2 separate regions of the Homo sapiens genome follow, and region 2 is linked to region 1. A link is an interaction called in ENCODE POLR2A ChIA-PET data of the cell type or tissue named here. Cell type or tissue: PC-9. All regions are shown on one strand. Each heading gives the region's core, and the rest is flanking DNA. Links, peaks and the distances in the headings are about the cores only. Region 1 overlaps ITPRID2 (ITPR interacting domain containing 2). Region 2 has its middle 8.8 kb from the start of PPP1R1C.

Evidence for each region. ChIA-PET counts read pairs that join two places held together with the same protein. Peaks named below come from ENCODE experiments on the same cell type or tissue, not always from the same donor. Only the 100,000 strongest peaks of a DNase experiment are listed, where the experiment ranks them.
Region 2: POLR2A ChIA-PET joins it to region 1 with 10 read pairs; 2 of 35 experiments call an interaction of 5 or more read pairs at or near these places.

The regions. Positions count from the first base shown.
Region 1 is chr2:181,913,035-181,921,379 of GRCh38, forward strand. It overlaps ITPRID2 (ITPR interacting domain containing 2), which reads left to right. Exons shown (of 18, transcript NM_001130445.3): 10 at 811-899; 11 at 2,182-3,393; 12 at 5,564-5,641; 13 at 5,721-5,848; 14 at 6,262-6,412; 15 at 7,563-7,628. Among named protein-coding and RNA genes, the nearest start is that of ITPRID2, 25 kb to the left of the region's middle. In PC-9, for the core only: no CTCF peak of the experiment used is centred there; no DNase peak of the experiment used is centred there; H3K27ac peaks cover 448 bases.
Region 2 is chr2:181,972,907-181,981,251 of GRCh38, forward strand. It overlaps a transcript of PPP1R1C not described here. Among named protein-coding and RNA genes, the nearest start is that of PPP1R1C, 8.8 kb to the right of the region's middle. In PC-9, for the core only: no CTCF peak of the experiment used is centred there; no DNase peak of the experiment used is centred there.

The DNA.
Region 1 (8,345 bases), core at 304-8,303:
TTATTTAATTTACTGGCCTTAATTGTATTTATTTATTTATTTATTTTTTTTGAGACGGAGTCTTGCTCTGTCGCCCAGGCTGGAGTGCAGTGGCACAATCTTGGCTCACTGCAACCTCCACCTCCCAGGTTTACTCCATTCTCCTGCCTCAGCCTCTCGAGTAGCTGGGACTACAGGCACCCGCTACCACGCCTGGCTAATTTTTTGTATTTTTAGTACAGACGGGCTTTTACCGTGTTAGCCAGGATGGTCTCGATCTCCTAACCTCGTGATCCGCCCGCCTCAGCCTCCCAAAGTGCTGGGATTACAGGCATGAGCCACCGCGCCCAGCCCTAACTGTGTTTTTTAAATTGGGAAGATAATAGAAATCTTTACACACTATGCTCTCTATATGAACTTCTAAATTTACCTCCTAAATATCTTTACATATTTACATAATGGAAATGGTTTACTTTGGGACTTCTGTTTTTATTAGAGCCATCTTTTACTTCAGTTTTCCTCCAAGGATAAAACATTGATTGGATTTACCAAAATAGATTATAATTAGAGCTTAATTAATGAGCGAATACCGAGAGATTCTAATAGAAGATCTGATACAGTTTTTGTTTGAATTTGAGTTACCTCCTGTACTTTGAAGACATAATTTTGCATAAGTAATGCATATTTTTCTAAGAAGCAGTCAAATATTGTGTATCTTATATCTGCTGGGAATCATATCTCTGTAGTAATATTGCTCTCAGTAATTTCTTATAGCCACTTTTTTTATTTATAGATCATCTGTTTCTTATAGCCACATTTTTTTATTCATAGATCATCTGTTACGTACTGCAAGTCAGCATTCCGATAGCAGTGGTTTTGCTGAAGATTCTACAGACTGCCTATCCCTTAATCATCTTCAGGTAAAATTTTCTGTTCTAATAGGCACTATGATTAACTTCCTCATTTTAAGGTGGTTTTTGTATTACTATATATTTTAATATTGAGTCTGTATAATCTTTATTTTTCAAGTGACAGAACAAAACTCCTGGCATGTAGATGTTATCTAAGCATTTGACTATAAATTTTAGATTTCATTAATTCTTCTCTCTGAATATGTTTTTAAAAATATCTATCTTCCCCTTAATTTTTGGACCACCAGTAAACAGAGATTATTGTGATCATTAACCTGTTTTGTCTGTTGTTTTTCTTATTTTTTTAACCATCATTATATTTCATTATTTTACAGTAATTGTTTTGCCTATTTAATAACTGACATTAATTGTGGACCTATAGCTTGCTGAGTGTTATACTGATTTTTACACTAGGTTGTGTGAGATAACCCAGAGAACAGGCACATCTTTATCCCCAAGAAGCATATAGTCTATATGTAGAGTACACAGAATGCACAGAAAAAGCATTTGAAACATTTTTTAAGCAAATTCTAAAGAAAATTGGGATGAGAAAACTCCCAAAGAGCCTTTAGGAACATAGCATTTAAGGGGTAAACAGACAAGAGGCATATGTAAGTTCACTGAGAAAGAGTAATTAAGTGAACAGAAACACTGGGAGATGGAGGAGAAACTTTCAGAAGGTATGGAAGAAAAGATAGGAATGTTGACTGGTTTTCAAATATGAATGATAGCTTAAGAGTGAGGGGTCTTTTTGTCCTTTTATAATAACATGAAATGACTTGGGGAAAGTGTTCAGCTAAGGGAAATAACCGTAAGAGAAGAACTGATTCAGAAAAATCCGGGCTGAAACTGGAGAGATACCCTGGTCTTGGAGAGGATATGATCAGGAACCCAGGTTGGAGGGATTCGCTTTGAGTTTCCTTTCAGAATGGAGAGAAGGAGGGAATGATGGGGAGAGATACAAGGAAGTTTTTAGATGTTGGGGAAGAATGTTAGGAAGTGTTTGTCCATTTTCTCTATGAGTCAGTGTGTTGTATTGAAAGGAAAGGGGGAGGTTGTTGGAAAGGGAATTTTAGGAAAACAGTGAAGTTCTGAAATAATCTTTGTGAGAAAGTGAGAGGAAGGAGGGATGTGGTTGCTGCTCAGGAGCAATAAAACAATTTTGAGCAACAGCAGGGCCACAACTGCAGTGGAGACAGTGAAATTATAGAAGCACCATGTTGGTTTGGTATTTTGTTAGTGACTCTTCTTACATATATTCTTCATCTTTCCACCTATTTTCTTTTCACAGGTTCAGGAGTCCTTGCAGGCTATGGGGAGTAGTGCTGATAGTTGTGACAGTGAGACAACAGTTACGTCACTTGGTGAAGACCTTGCCACACCAACAGCACAAGACCAGCCTTATTTTAATGAATCAGAGGAGGAGTCTCTTGTCCCTCTTCAGAAGGGACTAGAGAAGGCAGCAGCAGTTGCAGACAAAAGAAAATCAGGTAGCCAGGATTTCCCTCAGTGCAACACCATTGAGAATACAGGAACTAAACAGTCCACCTGTAGTCCAGGGGATCATATCATTGAAATTACTGAAGTGGAAGAGGATTTGTTTCCAGCAGAGACAGTAGAGCTACTGAGGGAAGCAAGTGCTGAAAGTGATGTGGGTAAAAGCAGTGAAAGTGAATTTACTCAGTATACCACACACCATATTCTGAAATCATTGGCTTCTATTGAAGCTAAATGCAGTGATATGAGCTCTGAAAATACAACTGGGCCTCCCTCTTCCATGGACAGAGTTAATACAGCTTTGCAAAGAGCTCAAATGAAGGTTTGCAGTCTGTCTAATCAAAGGATGGGGCGTAGCCTGCTAAAATCAAAAGATTTGTTAAAACAAAGGTACTTATTTGCAAAAGCTGGCTATCCTCTAAGAAGGTCTCAGTCTTTACCAACCACCTTATTGAGCCCAGTAAGGGTTGTGTCCTCTGTCAATGTTCGATTATCTCCAGGAAAAGAGACCAGATGCAGCCCACCTTCCTTCACCTATAAGTACACACCTGAAGAGGAGCAGGAATTGGAAAAGCGGGTGATGGAACATGATGGTCAGTCTTTAGTTAAATCGACCATTTTCATCTCTCCATCATCTGTGAAGAAAGAAGAAGCCCCCCAGAGTGAGGCGCCGCGGGTGGAGGAATGCCATCATGGAAGGACTCCTACCTGTTCACGGCTTGCTCCACCACCAATGTCTCAGTCTACCTGTTCCCTTCATTCCATCCACTCTGAGTGGCAAGAAAGGCCCCTGTGTGAGCACACAAGAACTCTGAGCACTCACAGTGTTCCCAACATATCAGGGGCTACTTGTAGTGCCTTCGCTTCCCCTTTCGGGTGTCCTTACTCACATAGACATGCCACCTACCCTTACCGAGTGTGCTCTGTGAATCCTCCTTCAGCCATAGAAATGCAGTTGCGAAGAGTATTACATGATATTAGAAACTCACTGCAGAATCTTTCACAGGTATGAGAAAAAGTATGTTATCATTAGCTTTTTTCTTTTACTGCTCTGAGCACTTTTTAATTCACAGAGAAGCTAAGGCACATCAAGTATGAACTACCTCAGCTTTATTTTCTGACATGTCTAAACTTAATCTGCATCTGCCTTCGTTTTCTATCTTCCCTCCTGTTTCAAGGGAGAAGCTGTAACTAACCCTGATCAAAGTCGATTTCTCTGCTCACAAGTCTGTCTCCTTTCCAAGAGGAGAGATTTTTCTCGTTAAGTATCCTCCCATTTTTAGTCTATCATCCACTGTCTTTGTTTTAGTCTAGAATCTTTTGTCATTTCTATTATTAAAAAATCTTCCCTCTTAAAGTTCTTTCTCTCTTTCTCTCTGCTATTTGAACATGTTGACTACCTTTTCCTTTTCCAAGTTTTCTCCCTGTTGGCTTCTGTGGCACCACGTTCTCCTGGTTCTGCTCGTAGCTCTCTGACTAAGCTTTCCCCTTCACCTACTGACCCTCGATGCTGTGCACAGAGTTAGTCTACTTCCACTGGACTCAAAGACTGGAACTACTCCAGACCAGAAAATAACAAATCAGGTAAAGTGTGAATTTGATTTAAAATGCTCTGTATGTCTTGTCACTTTTAAAGTCATTCTCAGATTTGTTAGTAGACTGGAAATAATTTTCCCAAAAAAATTTTGAAAATAAGTACGTTGTCTTCAGTTTTGCCTTTTACATTTTCTTGAACATTCTCTCTGAATGAATCATGTTTAGACAATTGAGGGATTGAAGAAAATGACAATGTAATATAGTCATGAGAGCATTCAACAAAGAGTCAGGAGGCCTAGAATGAATGTAATAGACCTCTTATCATGACATAGTAGACAGGGAGCCACTTGGAAAGTAAAAATCAAAGGTGTAACTTCTCAAGTTATAATAAGATATACCTCCTCTTAACTGTAAGTTTTATCCTCATGACAATTGTCCCCTAACAGTTTTCTGTTTAAACAGAATGTGGGTGTTTCTTATTCCTCCTTACAAAATATAGTTCTGTCTGTGATGGAACTTGCAGCTGTGATTATGTCAAGCTGGGGATTTCCAGGACCCTGTCCACCAGTACCGTGGTGCATCTTTCTAGGCCACCTAGTTCTTCTGCTCCAGCTGTGGTCTCTTTCTCCTGGATATCCCAGCAATAACTCAGCTAATACATCTCCCCATGCCTACCCCACCCTACACTAGTGGACAGGTGCTTTCTATGATGTGGTCTCTGACTATCTCTCCAGCCTCATTCCTTAGCTGTAGGATTGTGCACAGGTCTCTAAACAGTTGTGTGTTCTTAGGTATCTGCACATGGCTGATTTTGTGTTTTGTTTTTTTAAAATAAAAAGATGAAGTTTCTGTTTCTCGCCCACGTGGAGTGCTGGAGACAGTGGTGTAATCATGGCTCCCTGCAGTCTTGAACTCCTGGGCTCAAGTGATCCTCCTGCCTTGGCCTCCCAAAGTACTGGGACTATAAGCCACTTTTTTTTAACCGAGATCACCCAGTCTTTGCCTTTCTTTGCATAATCAAGCCCTATTTACTGTTAAGGCTCAGTTCAAGTAGTGTTACCACTTTTGGGAAAGTTCACGTAATCTGAATTTTTCTGTGTTCATCATAGCACTCCTTCCACAGTATTAGAATTTTTTTAAAATTTCCTTTATTTTTCTTTACACTGTGAGAACACCTGAAGGCTGGGAATACCTTTTATGTTTTTATCTCACTGCCTAAAATAGTGGCATATAGGAAATGCTAAGATGTCTGAGAAAGACGACAATGATTGCTTGCTCTCCAGCAAAGTTAATAATCACTATAATCTCATGATGATATTTGCAATGGCTTCTACATTTTTGCGTTTTGATTTTGTTTTTTTTTAGTTTCGCAAGAGGGAAGTCCTGAAAGAAATAGATGTGAACTATGTTCCTTCGCCTCCTCCTCCCACGTAGATTGACTTATACCTGGAACAGCTAGCAGTACTAGGTGTCATTGGGAACTGATTTCTTTTTTCCTGCTTACAATATGAAGGTTTTTTGGATCCTTTTGTCTTAAAGAGAAAAATATATAGGCCCCAAATTCTGCCTTTTAACCCCTTAAGTGATTTGGAAGTATTCACTTTAACATTGGTTTTAATCCTACTTTTACTTTTTTGAAGTACCCTATGATGAGAGGACCTGATCCTGCTGCTGCTCCATATAGTACTCAGAAATCATCTGTTCTACCTCTTTATGAAGTAAGTTCTTTCTTACATCTTTGTGTTCCAAAATAATTTGTAGAATTTAGAAGTGTAATTTTGTTATATTGCATTCTAGAATACTTTTCAGGAGCTCCAGGTAATGAGGCGGAGCCTGAATTTGTTTAGAACACAAATGATGGATTTAGAATTGGCAATGCTGCGTCAGCAAACCATGGTTTATCATCATATGACTGAGGAGGAGAGGTAAAAGTTCATTTTGTCTTAGCACACCTCAAAAAGCTTTTCATTCAAAGTCTTCTCAACTTATATTTTTTAAAATTAGGTTTTGATTCTACTGCTGTGTACCTTGTATCTGTTTTGTGAACCAGTGTAGATAAGATTAGTCATAGATAGTGTTTTACTAAGTAAACTTGTATGCCTTCAATATCCTAAGGGTAGTGGTAACCTGCTTTCCCGTGTTTGAGATATTTGTGAGAGGATAGGGGAAGAAAGACTAATGTCCTTGTGGATACACCTATTGTAGTTGATATTGTACTAATTTCTAGAACCTGAGATTTCCATGCCTTCTGTTAGCATATAGTAGTTGTTGAAAGATTTGTGATTAGGAATCTCCAAACTGCATTTTTCCAATTTTGTGCCCTTCACCATACCAATAGGTTTGAAGTTGATCAGCTCCAGGGTTTGAGAAATTCAGTCCGAATGGAACTTCAGGACCTGGAACTGCAGCTGGAGGAGCGCCTGCTGGGCCTGGAGGAGCAGCTTCGTGCTGTGCGCATGCCTTCACCCTTCCGCTCCTCCGCACTCATGGTACGCTACCTGGAGGGTGGTCGGAGTTTTCACCAAAGGTTTATTTATAATGTTCCAATAATTTAGGACGTGTGCCTTCATTTCAAGTCATTTATTTTAATGGTATTAAAAGCATGCATACTGTTTAAGGAGCTTTCCCACAAATCAGTTGAATGTACAATTTGTAATAATTGTCATAAATAGTATATTTAGAAATATGTTGAAAATTTTTAATGATAAATTTTAATAACAGGAAAGAATAAGGGCTTATACGAAAGTTGAGGGTTTTTAAAGGAAAAATGCTAGTGAATTAACATATGACTAATGTAAATTTTAATTGTTGCATGTAACTGCAGAGAACACAGATGCATATTTTGCTGTTTTTTTTTCTTTCATGCCTTTAAATAAAAAAGTGTTCCTTTTAAACTTTTTCTTTATTTTGGATTCTTTTCCATTTGTTTTTAAAGGAATCAAATGATACCTGTATATTTTCATACATATATATACATACACATACATATATGTATTTTCCTAAATATATAGATATATATCCAAGAGAATAAAAAGAAACATGTTTTTGTACCACTTTTCATACTTCTAATGTTTCTTTCCATAACATTTGAACTTCAACAGTTGTATTATTTTTGCAAATATCTTTGAAGTTGTAGAATATGTTGCTTTGAAATGCTGAAATAGTGAATTATTCTTTGTTACCTTAACAATGTATTTGATTTTGTTAAAAAGAAATGGATGAATATACACACATACAATTATGTGTGTATATACTATAAATGAAGTAGAATAAACAATGGTGTATAAACACATATATGTATAGCATAGACTAAGGATGTTCTGTATTGCTAATGAATGTACTTTTCAACATGGTTTTGATTTATCATTCTGAGAAGTGTATGTTGGTGACGGGAGAACTAGAACATCCTTTTTGCATATTGTATCAGTTTTAACTCACAATAATGCATTTTATGGGATCTGTGACACTTGAGAGTAACCTTTGTGACATAAAGGGATGCTTCCAGGCACTAATTAGCCAATTAATTTTATTATAAAAGTCTTGTGATTTGAAAAAATATATATGTACATTATAATTATATATGCATGTATGTATATATACACACACATATACATATATATATTGTTCTTACCTTTTCAGGGAATGTGTGGCAGTAGAAGCGCTGATAACTTGTCATGCCCTTCTCCATTGAATGTAATGGAACCAGTAAGCTTCTTTCCTCTTAAATCACTGGGGAAGGGAATGATACAACATTTCAGACACATAGTTTCCCTAGTTTAGATGAAATATATGTTTATTTTAAATACATAATTTGATAAATTATTGTTGATTGGAAGTGACTTTCACCTTTGAAAGTCCATTGCTGTCTGAAGCCACTAGAAAGCCACCTGAATTGCAATAGTGATTTATCTTTCTGACTAAAGGAGGTAATGCACCATAAAAACATGTACAGTGGCTCATGCCTGTAATCCCAGCACTTTATTTAAATGGTTGAGGTGGAAGGATTGCTTCAAGCCAGGAGTTTGAGACCAGCCTAGTCAACAAAATGAGACCCTTTCTCTACAGAAAATTTAAAAATCAGCCAGGCATGGTGATATGTGCCTGTAGTCCCAGTTACTCAGGAGGCTGAGGCGGGAGGATTGCTTGAGGCCAGGAGCTCAAGGCTACAGTGAGCTATGATTGTGCCACTGCACTCCAGCCTGGGTGACAGAGCAAGACCCTGTCTTTAAAAAATAATAAGCCAGGTGTGGTGGCTCATGCCTGTAATCCCAGCATTTTGGGAGGCTGAGGCAAGTGGATCACCTGAGGTCAGGAGTTGAAGACCAGCCTGACCAACATGGTGAAACCGCATCTCTACTAAAAATACAAAAATTAGCTGGGCATGGTGGCAGGCATCTGTAATCCCAGCTACTTGGGAGGCTG
Region 2 (8,345 bases), core at 57-8,056, 60 kb after region 1:
AATTTCATGTTCTTTCTGAATTAAGAATTATCTGTTTGCTTCCAAACTCATTATGCATATATTACACAAGCAGTATAATGAGTCATATGTTACGCTTTTTAAAACTGGATCATTAAGAAATCGTAAGAACAGATGTATAACAGTTCAAAATCTCAAGAAGCAGAGACTATGGGATGGCACTGGTGATCCCCAAAACAGGTTGCTGTGGCATAAATATGATCAGTAAGCATCTTTGACTCATAGGCCAGACCAGGCCCACCCCAGACCACCATGACCAAGACACAGAGGCAAATGCTCTCAGTCAATATAGGTTTCATGTTCTTACCGAGACATTTGCTTTTACTGGAAGTGACTCATCCTAATCAGAAAATTATTTTATTTTTAATGCTCCGTTATTTGTAGATATGAATAAGCCTACATTCTGCATGGAAACATAGGCAAGCACTCAAGAACAGCTCTTTTGCAGAGTTTACGCAGAGCCAGAAGATTGCTAAACTGAAGCAACATAAGTCCAAAACTTGAAATCATTTATAAAGAACTTATTTTTGTTTAAATAGATGTTAGAACTCAGAGAACATATACAAAGTACTAAATGTGTGTATACCATTTACATAGCAGATAGGGAGGTAAGCAGAAGAAGCAAGACAGGAGAGAGCTATTTGTCAAGTTTTATAGTGATAATAAAAAAGGCAAGACGAATGTTTCAGTGTCAACTGAGAGCTGATCATTTGTTGAAGATTAAAGGCAGAAGAAAAGGGACTTTTGGCAAAGCAGATCTTTCTGTAACGCTGTTAGTACAAAAAATAATTGGCTGCCTTTTGCAGAGATGTTCTAATCAAATACATTTCTTGAAAAAGTAAAGGCATACTCAGGATGAATACAGCATGTAATGTATGGCCCCACTGACATCTACATTCTATGAAACTTTCAAATTATATTTATATTTAATTTAAATTTACATCCCTGTTTTCTTTTTAAAAAATATTTTGAAAAGGTTGTCTAATCAATTACTGTTAGCACCAACTTTTTATTTCTGGGGATTGATTAATTAGTTTGTGGGTTATGCAGACATTTGATGACTTGTTTTTTCCTTGTATCTTGCCTTTTAAACATTATGTTAAATAGTAGCATTTTACCAAGATTGAGAGATAAGAGTTGAAATTTAAATCAGTCAATTATGCTACCTTGGAGTATTTATAAGGCTTTATATATGGGTGGGTAGAGACTTTAAGGTAAAAAAAAGTCATTAAGGAAAGAGAAATGGAACCAATATCTAGAGTTGACTTAAATCATGTATTTGCTGTTTGTCCTCTTTCCCACAGGAATCTAAGAGATGGTTGTGAATATTAATTAAAATAACATACAGAAGATTATACTCTGAGAATATTTCTTACTTGATATTTATCTATGTTACATAAATTCCAAATTGGATTCCATAGAGTATATTTGAAGGTGCAAATGAATTGAACAGAAGATGCTGTTAAAATATTTCACAAAACAACCAGAAATTCAATGAAAGTATCTTAACTGCACTTTAATATTATCACAGAATATATATATTCTAGTCTTGTCACAAACTGTAATTGGAAAAGACTGTGATCATACTCCCTTGCACAAAGATTTGGTATCCATTCTGAGATTGGATTCTTCTAGAATAAATATGAATCTGAAGCATCTCCATGTCAACCTTATATACAGTGGACCCTTCCTGGAATTGAGGAACTCAGATTTTCCAATTGTGCTATGTGATTTTCAGAAACAATTTGAGAATGTTCAGGTGTAAAGGTGTGAAATGGAGAAGACAGTCACTTGGGGTTGGAAGACACCCTTTGCCTGAGAACTATAAATCAGAATGCTCACTGGTTTCCAGAGAAAGTGAGAGTAGTTAGGCAGCAGTAGCTGCCTGGAACTACCTGATTTTCCACTAGCTATACCTGAACATCGTTTAAAAGGTTATACATATTTTAAAGTGCTTCACCATTATTAGGAGTGCAGTCTTTCCTGTCTTCAATCATTTGTAATGTCTCTCAATAAAGGCAGTACCCCAAATGCTTTTCCTGATACCTGCAAAATAAATGAAAGGAGTCCACTAAAATTCTGATGACTGTCAAGATTGTGTCAGACATCAATCATATGGGGTTACAAGGCACTGACTTAAGGGACTCTTAAAACCCTGCTTTGAAAAATTATAATATAAAATTTTGGGGGTAATTTAGATCAGTGTTCCTGATGAAATGTTTTGAAGAACTAAACTGGAGATAGTACATCAGCCTGGTAGTTATTTGTTGCCTTTTTTTTTTTTTTTTTTTTAGAATGTTTTCTCTCTTCAAGATTCTCTTTTGAAAGACATCTAAAAAGGTAAGACTGGGCAAGACTTTGAGAGAATTTGTTCTTTCAAGTCTTCCCTGATTGATAACTATTGCTAAAATATAGTTCATGGTTTGCCTACATCAGTGATGGTGCATAATACTATTTATATTTTGAACATTTCCTCTGAGTAGAAAATGTGAAGTTCATTCAAATTTATGGAGCTTCATCTTCGACTGTGTTTATTCTCTCTCTTTTTTCTCTCTCAGACAACACATTCATTTATTCTGTTTTAACTATGTAAAAAAATAAGAATATGTTGCACTTGTTATCCATAGCTTAAAGAAAGAATTAACAAAGCTAAACCAATAAAATAATAGCTATTTAACAGGAAGCTATAAGAAAACACTCTCCTGGTTCTTTCTCTTTTTATTTTTTATTTTATTATTATTATAATACTTTAAGTTTTAGGGTACATGTGCACAATTATTATTGTAGTTCGTTTCCATTGTATTACATATGTCAAGTACAATGCATATTGAAAGGCCCTCTGTGTACCTATAATATTGCTCTTATAGGTAAATGTAAGAATGTTAGGAACAGTGTTCTTTTGCATTAAGTAAGGGAGGTAAATTCAATATGATTTTGGAAATAATGATCTCATCCAAAGTAGCTTGTCCTTCATTAGAAGACAAAGCATGTTTTTTTGAAAAAGAGCTCTATTTTAATTTCTCTGATTTAAGAGAGGGTGTGAAAAATCTTTTTCTGCATCAAAATGCAAAAGAACCTTAAAAATATTATTTAAAATTATCTTTGTTATTCTGGCTCTTAATTTTTTATTAAAAAATTCAAATGTGCTCATTGTATAACATAGAAAATCATAAAGAGAAAATATATAACCTATAAACTCACCATCCAGAGACAACCCCATTAACATCTCAGAATATATTCTTCCAAACATTTTTCACACATCACACACAAAAGTATAAGTAAGCGTGTATGTATATGTCAGTAGGTGTTTAATGCATGAGTACATGCATGTGTATATATGGATACAAATCTATAATGAAATTATACTAGATACAGCTATACTATTTAAACATTGTGTGAAATTTTTGAAAATTATTTGGAAACCCTACCAACAACAGAGTTCTAGAAGTTACTCTGAATCCAAACCAAATAAAATCTTATAACATTATTTTCTTCCATTGTATTACCAAACTATTTAAAATGTGAAGAATTTTGCAAATGGGTTATTTATTCATTTATTTATTTATATCGTTGAGTAAGAGGATCATACCTATAATCTCCTACAAAGGCTACTGGCCTACTGTTCAGGAATCCTGAGTAATTCTCCTCACCTTAATATAAATTTTATCTATATATCTGTATATCTATATCTATATCTATATCTGTATCTATCTATTCCTCACTCCTCTCTGTCTCTTGAGTATTTTAAACATCTTTCCCCTCTGGCTACCTCCTTGCAGCCCAGGACATATTCAAGTCTGGTTCATCTATAAAATAAATCTAAAAAGCTCCACTCCACTCTTGCTCTTGCTCTCTACTGTAAGGTCCCATGTTTGAAGGAGGCTTTCTTTTAACTGTCAAGGTGTTTTTTAAAGAACTTGCCTAAATTATGGGCCAGGCACAATGGCTTATGCCTGTAATCCCAGCACTTTGGGATGCTGAGGCAGGTGGATCACTTGAGGCCAGGAGTTCAAGACCAGCCTGGGCAACATAGCGAGACCCTGTCTCTACTAAAAATACAAAAATTAGCTTGGCATGGTGACACATGCCTGTAATCCCAGCTACCTGGAGGCTGAGGCATGAGAATCACTTGAACCCAGGTGGAGGTTGCAGTGAGCTGAGATCGTGCCATTGCACTCCAGCCTGGGCAACAGAGTGAGAATCTATCTAAAAAAAAAAAAAAAAAAAAAAAAAAAAAAAAAAAAAAAAAGCTAGGCTAATTTTTTATCACCTACCTATTTCCCACTCTTTCCCTCAATATAACTACTAGAATTCAGTGGATAATTTTTAGATGTTTGTAATTACATCCTCTGTAGTTTTGACATGCTGATCACATGTTTCCTAAAGAAACTCTCTTCAATCTTTATTTCCATGTTGTTATTCTTTCCTGGTCTTCTTACTCCTCTGATTGTATTTTTGTGTGTGTGTGTTTGTTTCCATTTTGTCCTCTTTTCCCCCTTAACATTTGGGTTTATCAGAATTCTACACTTTTTTCTTATCTTTGCATTCCACAAACTGCTTGGATTAATTTATCTATCCCCATGTCTTTCAGGGCTTATTTGACAAGGACTCATATATTATGTGTATACCTTCAAGACAGACCACTCTTCTGTGTTATAAAATAGAAAACTGTAAGAATAATACTAATGATTTTTAAAGTGCCTAACAGGACACTTTAAAAAGTGTGGTGGCTCATGCCCGTAATCCCAGCACTTTGGAGGCCAGCAACCATTTTTTATGTCCATAGTTTCTGTAGGTCAAGAATCCAGGTAAGGCAAAGTGAAGATGACTTGTCTCTGCTCCACTATGTTGAGGGCCTCAGTTGGAACTCTCACAACTGGAGCTGACTCACGTGGCTGGGGACTGGAATTACCCGGAGGCTTCTTCACTCACATGTCTCATGGGGTAGCTGTGATGACTCAAAGTCTGGGCTCCACTGGGGCTGTTGACAGGAATCAGCATGTGACATCTTGTATTAGTCTGTTTTCATGCTGCTAATAAAGACCTACCTGAGACTGGGTGGTTTATAAAGCAGAGAGGTTTAATGGACTCATGGTTTCACATGGCTGGGGAGGCCTCACAATCATGGTGGAAGACAAAGAAAGAACAAAGGGATGTCTTATATGGCGGCAGGCAAGGGGGCTTGTGCAGGGGAAGTCCCAGTTATAAAACCATCAGATCTTATGAGACTTATTCACTACCACAAGAAAAGTATGGCAAAACCACTCCCATGATTCAATTAACTCCACCTGGCCCTGCCCTTAACACATGGGGATTATCACAATTCAGAGTGAGATTTGGTGGGGACACAGTCAAACCTCTGCATGCGACTTGGGCTTTTCACTGAATACCTTCTGGGTTCTGAATGTGCCTCATGACAGAACATTTGGAGAGTAGGCAGACAGAGCAATGCCAGAGTGTTTTTCTTTGCACCATGATGTCTGGGGCATCAGATCAGAGACTCAAACAGCTGGAGATGACTTGAATAGCTAGGGATTAGAATGCTTTGGAAGCTTCTTAACTCGCATGGCTGACACCTGGGCAAAAATGACTCACAGGTCAGGCTCAGTTGAGGGTGCCCACTGGAGTACTCACAGGTGGTCTCCATGTGGCTTTGCCTTCTTCACAGTGCAGTGGCTGTTTTCTGAGAGGGAGCAGTCCTAGCTGGAGGGACTGGAGGGGTGTTACACAGGAACTGAGTGGAATGAGCATGGCCTTTTATGAACCAGCCTCAGTAGTCAGGAAGCATCACCTTCTCTGTGTTCTATAGTTTACATATGAGTCACTTAGGCCAGCCGAGATTTGAAGGGAATTAGACTACAACTCTTGGTGGGAGAATAGTAAGGGCCATTTCAGAAAAATATGGGGAATGAGAGAGATTGTTTCTTCCATTTTTGCAAAAATAGATACCCCAATACCCCTAACTGAGCCTAGCTTTTGAGTCATTCTTGCCCAGGTGTCAGGCATGTGAGTAAAGAAGCCTCCAGAGCATTCTAATCCCTGGCTATTCAAGTCATCTCCAGCTGTTTGAGTCACAATTATGCCATGTGCTGAACAGTTTTCATGAATTACCTCTTGGAATCCTTATATCAATTCTATGAAATAGTTAAGAGTTTTATCCTTATTTTAAATTTTAATATTCACTAATTTTAACAATGAGAAAATGTAAGGAGTATTTCCATCTAGATAACATACTTGGACTAAACCAAGTCTAGAGTAATTGATTTTTATTGTTGTTCTACATCTTATCCTTACATTTTACCATTTAGTGAGTGATATGACCCCATATACTAGGCTGCTAAATCTGAATTCGTAGTTCATCATTGTTCCAACTCTCTCTTCCGTTATTATCATCCAATTTCATTAAATAACTATATTCTATGCATCTCCCTCTCCATTTTCACTGCTATTACTTTATTTGAGGCTTTTTTTCATTTCTTGAGTAGATTTTTATACATCCTCAGATAATCTTGTCTCTGGTCTTGACCCATTCCAATCTACTTCTACATGGGCACCACAGTGATCATTCTTTAAAAAACCTAAATCAAATTGCCATACTCTCTTATGTGAATCTCTTTAGTTCCTGTCACTGCCTTCAGAGTAAATCCCACATTTCTTTGCATGGGCAAGAATGACTCAAAAGCTAGGCTCAGTTGGGGGTATCGGGGTATCTACTTTTGCAAAGAAATGTGCATGGCATGCAATGTTGTCATTTCTTCCTCTAGGTCAGGGACTGAGTGAAGATAACTGGGTGTAAATAGAGTGTACGTAGTGTTAGAGGCGATGGAGCCTGTCTCTATGTAAAAATCACTTCTTTGCATAGAGAGGGCAGCTCTGTGACCTTGTGGATATCAGGGCCCAGCTTTGCAAGACTTTCTATTTTATTGAGAAGCTGAATATCTTTATTTTTGTGTGTTTTTGTGTATTTTTAAACATGGTAGCAATTAAAAACAACAACAACACCTGTAGGCAAATAAAAGAATGTCTGTGGCTCACAGTCAGACATCACCCTCCTACCTAGGTCCCCTTTCCACTTCCTATAACTCCTTTTGATCATGGCGTCACCAGCTCTATGGTGCTTATTTTTATAGGATTCTGCCTTCTTCTCTCAACTGTATGTTCTTTAGAGGTTGGGATCTTATTGTATTTGTGTTTGTATCACTGTGTCTGTCATAGAATGAGATACTCAATAAATATTTGTTGGATGTATAAATAATATTTATGAAAGCATTTTGGAAATGAATATATTTCTAGGTATACTCAGCAATTACAAGTCCAACTTCATTTAATAATCATCTCTCCAAAACAAAAAGCAGGGAGAGGCTAACATTAAGCTATGGAAATCCATAAAAGTGAAAGGTACCAAAACAAATGAAAAGGGAGATAGGTAGACAAGGGGTGAGAGCGAATTCCAAGTCTTCCTCACGTTATTCCTGTGCCTTTGCTGGACTTGAGCTAAAGCCTGTTTAAAAGTCTACAATGTCTAAAATTTCTAAGACTGTCCACACTGGGCTGTGATTGACTGTGTCCCCATGACACTCCTATTCCTGGGCTGTCCATTGAGCTGTTTCCCCAAAGTGGCATCAGTAAAGACCTACAGTGCCTCGGCTCTACAAATCTCTGTAGCTCCCTCTCTCTGATGTCAACTCACTGCTATAGCATCATGGCTAATATGGACTTGCTACAAACTCTTCATGGGTTTATGGCTTTCTTTAGTGAAACTGCCTCAACAAGAATAGAGATTAAACATAATTGAGTGACTACTCAGGAAAATTATACATTAAAAAATAGTGTCTGCATGGTTAGAGAAAAAAAATACTGAGTATGTAACACACTAATAATTCTTCAGTTCAATTCAGCACTCATATACACTCTACTGATTGATATGAGGATTCTAGAGTAAGTCAAAATTGTTAGAGTTAGTGAAGATGAGAACATGCAATCACAAAACAAATAAGGAGAAGTTTTTTTTTTTTTTTTTTTGAGACGGAGTCTCGCTCTGTCGCCCAGGCTGGAGTGCAGTGGCGGGATCTCGGCTCACTGCAAGCTCCGCCTCCCGGGTTCACGCCATTCTCCTGCCTCAGCCTCCCAAGTAGCTGGGACTACAGGCGCCCGCCACTACGCCCGGCTAATTTTTTGTATTTTTAGTAGAGACGGGGTTTCACCGTTTTAGCCGGGATGGTCTCGATCTCCTGACCTCGTGATCCGCCCGCCTCGGCCTCCCAAAGTGCTGGGATTACAGGCGTGAGCCACCGTGCCCGGCCAAGGAGAAGTTTTAAAGAACACAG